2 separate regions of the Homo sapiens genome follow, and region 2 is linked to region 1. The links are chromatin loops, found by intact Hi-C in ENCODE. Cell type or tissue: endothelial cell of umbilical vein. All regions are shown on one strand. Each heading gives the region's core, and the rest is flanking DNA. Links, peaks and the distances in the headings are about the cores only.

Region 1 (2,931 bases), core at 326-2,825:
TAATTTCAAAATAATAATAATTATTGAAACCTGAGAAGAATGGAAGAGAGTGGTTTTGTTATCCACATTTACATGGGTCATTGCTAACTCTTTGCTTTACTTCTTGCTCTTTAAAATTAGAGCACTTTATTTTCTATCTTCAGGAAAAGCTAATTAGGGAAATAAAATGCCCTCAAAATTCTTATTGGCTTTCTGTGCTACTGTGTTCAACATGAACTAAAGCTTAACAATTAGTTCCTATTTTCCTATAGTTCTAATAATTTTTATATCCTTCTTTCTTCACATATGTGTGTGTTTATTTTGTGTATTAATATACATATTTACAATAGACTATAAAAGCTATGTCCATGCATCTATGTAGATATATATATATTTCAACCACTGTATATTATCATTATATGTTTTCATCCAATTATAAAAATATAAAATATTATTGATCTATAGCACTCTATTTTCCCATAGCTGTCCATTTCAGTTGAGGTTTCCATGACTGTTGTTTGCTGATAATTGCATGCATTTACTGATTTGCTTATCACTTCCTTATTGTACTACCTACTGTGTCATTTGTAATGTCAACTACAAATACGTTTTGAAAAGAATGAGATACAAATAAATCTAATAAATAAAATATGAATCAAAAAACTGTGTGGAAAAGATATTTATGGCATATATTTAGGAGGCTTTACTATGTTCAGGAGATGATACAGACTACTGAAACCACAATTGATAATATTTTATTAAAATTAGATGCTTGGATTATGATCAGTGAACCGTATGCTTACATATGCCAATGGCTTTTAGTTTAATCACTTTTGTCTAAACCTATCATGTCTTAAATATATGTTGATGCCACGGTAGTTCTAGAATATCTAAAATTTCTAGCCCAATGAGAAACAATGCCATTTTATATTTTTATACATTTTTATAAATGTTAAAAATGTGGATAAACAGCTATCAGAATGGAGTTGCTAGTCAAAGTCTACAATCTTTCAATGCTCCCTAGCCCATCTCTCTAGTATGCATTCTTATTGGCCCATTTCCAAAGAGCTGCAAGTTTGTGTTGAAAGCCGTGGGCACATCCCTGTGACTACAATGCTATGGTACAGTGGACAAAGTCCACAGAATTCTCCCGAAGGTAGAAAAGACATTAAATGGCTTTCTTTCCTTGAGTTCTTAGCTGGAGACAGAACAAAGCAACCTGTTCACTGCCCTCTACAGAAATTTGAATCTAATCAAGGGCTAAAAATTAATCATGTTTTTACAGGAAGAACGACATCAGGAAGCTTTTCTAGCTGGGGGGAAAAATGAGGATGGAAATAAAGCAATGCACTTCACAAATTTGAGAGTTCTGAAAATGACTCATCAAGCAATCATGTCAGGAATGCCTGGCTGTTAGCAGATGGCTGGTTGGGGTGTCAGACCAGCTTCTTGAGATCCAGGTTGAGGGATAGTGTCTCTCCTTCAGAACAGACCTTGGTGTAAACTTGCTGGGATCCACTCCAATCTAGGGATGGAGACTGTGGTCTTCTAAGGGGAGTTGGAGGGTGCTGTGCTCTCAGCTGTTGGTTGAATTTGGAAGGAGGAGATTTGTCTCAACACTCTTGTCTGTATCCTGAAACAATAGAAGCAGCCCTGCCTAGTGTCTTGGTGGGGCTCCAAGTTGATGCAGCACATTTTTGGAAGTGCATATATTTCTGGGAGTGTGGGTAGTGATTCAATTCATACAAATATATGCCCTTAGATGTGACAAATACCACCTTGTCTATTACCTTTTAATCTCAGTTAATCATGCGTCATGATTAATTATGATGCTTCTTATTTACTGTATAATACAATGTAACTTTTATATCATTTAATTTTTCATGTAATTCTCTTATCTACCTCAGCCAACTGTTAAGCTCATTAAGAGCAGGGATCGTGCTTTTTACTCTTTTGTGATCCCCCCACAGCATCTTATTATCATCTTTTCAACCAAAACATTGTTATTAAGAGTCTCTGATGTCCATGGACTATTTTTTCAGAGGTGATAGTTGTTATAAAATAAAAAACAGACTGTCATAACATAACACCAAAACTGGCTTGTGAATATGGGTTGTAGTACACTTATTTGGAAATAAGCCTTAAGATTGGGTTATTTAAGTGGGGTACCTACTAATGTAACTATTCACGAGACACAAGAATCATGACAGTAATAATCAGGGACGCATTATTGAGTTTAACAATACCTTAGAGCAGTGTTTCCCAAACTGCCCTCTTTGGTGTGACAGTTACAGCATAAATCAGTAAATCAGTAAGTGTTCAATGCACACAATGTTTGAATGATTGAGTTTGGGAAATGGTGCCTATTATATCACTCATATGAAAACTTCCCAATGTGTGTAATTATAGTAATGATTCTGTCAAGTCTTCTGTTAAGAAATCTGCTTAACTTTGTTTAACTCCATGTATTCTTGCAGGCCACCCCCCTTTAATTTTTAATGACTTATGAATTTTTCAAAAGGCACTCGTGTTCCAAGGAGCACCATTTGGAAAAGGTTCCCTAAGGAGTTTATTCTTTATATCAGTTATTTTTGATGACAACAAAGGGGCTTGTTGGGGAAAACCACAGCTGCTGTCTGTAATGAGAACGACATGCAGTTTACTCTGCCTGTGTCATTGGTACACTGTCTCTCCTTCCTGAGAAGCAGACACCAACTTGTAAGCAGGAGGGTAAGGGAGTAGTTTTTAGGCTAATTTTTATCTTTTCCCCTTCTCCCCCACACTTACCAGTCTTGCCTGTCCTTTTTTGTAGTGGAGTACTCATTTCCAGATTCTCATCCCATATTACTAAATGTCAACAAATTATTAATATGTCCTTTAATAACCACAGAAATGAGTTGTTGCTTATTGTTGAATCTGTTAATCCTTTCAACTTGTCTGTGTTCTCTCCGT
Region 2 (2,931 bases), core at 236-2,735, 920 kb before region 1:
AGGCATTCGGGCAGGGAGCAGCAACCCCCTTTGGGTCCCTTCCTATTGTATGGGAGCTCTGTTTTCACTCTATTAAATCTTGCAACTGCACACTCTTCTGGTCCATGTTTGTTATGGCTCGAGCTGAGCTTTCGTTCGCGGTCCACTACTGCCGTTTGCCGCCGTCACAGACCCGCCTCTGACTTCCACCCCTCTGGATCCGTCAGGTTGTCCACTGTGCTTCTGATCCAGCGAGACGCCCATTGCCGCTCCCAATCGGGCTGGAGGCTCGCTATTGTTCCTGCATGGCTAAGGGCCCAGGGTTCGTCCTAATCGAGCTGAACGCTAGTTGCTGGGTTCCAGGGTTCTCTTCTGTGACTCACGGCTTCTAGTAGAGCTATAACACTCACCGCATGGCCCAAGCTTCCATTCCTTGGAATCCGTGAGGCCAAGAACCCCAGGTCAGAGAATAAGAGGCTTGCCCCCGTCTTGAGAGTGGCCCGCCATATCTTGGGAGCTCTAAGAACAAAGACCCGCACGTAACAGTGGTATCCTATTGTGGTTTTGATTGATCCTTGGGGGCTAATGACACCCAACATCTTTTCATGTGCTTGCTGGCTACTTGTATGTCTTCTTTGGTAAAATGTCTGTTCAGCTTCTTGCCTGCTTTCAACTGGGTTATTTGTCTTGAGTTGTCATAGTTCCCTATATATTCTAGATACAAGTCCCTTATTAAATGTATGATTTGTGAAACTTTTCTTCCACTCTATGGGCTTTTTCACTTTCTTGATGGTGTCTTTAAATCATATATGTTTTTAATTTTGATAACCTCGTAGGACTTTAAACGGTGAATTATTTTTTCTTTGCCTTTGGGTCATTAACAAATAGACATTAATAAACGTGGTGATAAAAATGTTTGCTAAGGAATACATGGTGAAGTGATCTGTAAGAGGGAATTCCAGATTAATATAAAAGGCAAAATGAATGGATAGAAACTGTAGCATTAGACGAAACAGCAGGAAGTAGGGTACGGTGGGAGAAGATGTGGTGTGGAGAAGGGCAGTCCTATATATGCAGGAATCACTCCAGTTGCCGAATACCAAAAGGCCCCTCTTCAGTGTCATTGTCAGAAGGAAATATCCTTGAGGGACAGAACTCACGTAATTAAGGACAACCACAAGGAGATTATAGTTTATAATTTTCTGCATGTTCTTAGAATAAACAGACCCCCCATAGCAATAACTACTTATTAATGAAGTCAGGTGTGCATGCTCATTCCTAGCCTGGTTAGTCTATGGCATGCACATAACACAGAATTTTTGATGGATGAATATTTATTTATGCATGAGTAGCACGGATATTACACTTGCAGATGAAGCCAGAGTTCCAGGTTGCTATCATCATTGTATGAATAGAATGGAGTTGTTTTTCCTTATTATTTTCCTTGTCTTTCTCCCTTCACCTCCCCCAACCTTGCCACTTCCCATCTAAACACAGGAATATACTAATCAGGGAAATATGCACTGCTGTTTAGCAAAGGGGTCAAACCCATTTGGATGGAATTCCAGGCTCAGCAGGCTAACAATGGCAGGAAACTGGGCCCTCAAGCCGGCTGCACCGGGGGGCTGTTGAGCGATAGCTTGTTGAAAGAGGCGGCCCTGGGGTATGCTACTTTGGCTTGCTTTATGTTTGGAATGCTGCGATTGTTCCAGACACAATGAGGGATCTGTCTGTCCACACAGGAGCAGTTATAATTACAGGAACAGAAGCTAAATTACTGCTCTTAATTGCAAATGATTCCATTGCAGCCTGTATACAACTCTACTAATTTGTCCTCTGGGCTTTATGGGGGCAGGCAGGATTTTTAATTTAATGTCTTTGGTGATTATGCTTTATGTCCACTTCAAATTGTAATGCCCTGCCGGTGAGGCCAGGGTCCCTTCTGCTTCAAGTTCATACCCTTCTGTACTACCTGTCTTGTTGATTTTGATGATTCAGGCCAGTACATGATGTTGCCTCTGCTGAGAAGACAGGGTGTTCAAAGTGCATCTGACTCTGGTGTCCTAAAACCTTGCTTTGTTGCTGCCTTTAAGGGGCAATCATAACATCCTGTAGAGAGGTCTTCTTGTGTATGTGACTTAGGAAACACTTCCTACTTAGGAAAGAAGGTTGACATCTGGCCTGGCATTGTGTTCTGGAAAAGGCAGCTGCAACAGATGTGAGTTTATAGCAAACATCATCAATAAGTGGATGCTCTTTTATTGTGGAGTAGGATCTCTGTCCCTTTGTCTGTTAGGAAGTGCTTTGGGAAGATTCACCACCCTTGATAATTTAAACATCATTCCTTCATTCATTCATTCATTCAGCAACTGTTATTTGAAGGTCTACTATGTGCCAGTATTAGGAGTGGGATGAAGAGTAGAGTAAGAGAAGGCCTACGCTATGAGCTTACAGTCTCTGTAGGGATCCAAACACATAAATGAGTAAGGCAGTGTGATAGTGTCATGGCAGAATTTTACACGTTTCATGGCCTGCAGATAAGAAGTGAAGAATATTCCCAGAAGCAGCCACAAACCTTTCCTTCCAGAACATTGTCCAGAACTGAAACATGGACCAATATTAAAACAGTCACTGGTAAGTGGATAGGCTAACTCTTCGATCAATCAGGCCTGCCCAAGGAAAAGGGAGAAGAGACAGCTTTCCTAGAAGCATAGGGCAAAGGTGGGAGATTTAGGTGTCTGAACGAAATCCAGTCTCTGTTTAAAGAAGAAGACAGAATGATGCTGAGAGACACCCAATAATATCCATCACCTCAGACAGACATGTCAGAGAGCTCACTCTGGCAGCAATGTAGGGATTGGGGATGATGGGGCAGATTGAAGGCAGGGACATAGTTGGGAGGTGCTGTGGGATTCAGGGAGGGGGCTGAGAGCTGGAACTGAGGCAGAGATA

The links. Hi-C counts contacts between places; a loop is a spot of excess contacts. Peaks named below come from ENCODE experiments on the same cell type or tissue, not always from the same donor. Only the 100,000 strongest peaks of a DNase experiment are listed, where the experiment ranks them.
Region 2: a loop joins it to region 1, with 9 times the contacts of the local background. A loop is called at or near these places in 1 of 110 quality-filtered maps.

The regions. Positions count from the first base shown.
Region 1 is chr6:12,572,004-12,574,934 of GRCh38, forward strand. No RefSeq gene overlaps it. Among named protein-coding and RNA genes, the nearest start is that of LINC02530, 12 kb to the right of the region's middle. In endothelial cell of umbilical vein, for the core only: no CTCF peak of the experiment used is centred there; a DNase peak (open chromatin) is centred at 1,338; H3K27ac peaks cover 2,500 bases.
Region 2 is chr6:11,648,898-11,651,828 of GRCh38, forward strand. No RefSeq gene overlaps it. Among named protein-coding and RNA genes, the nearest start is that of TMEM170B, 110 kb to the left of the region's middle. RefSeq lists enhancers at 1,233-1,838, 1,839-2,444. In endothelial cell of umbilical vein, for the core only: no CTCF peak of the experiment used is centred there; a DNase peak (open chromatin) is centred at 1,544; H3K27ac peaks cover 2,414 bases.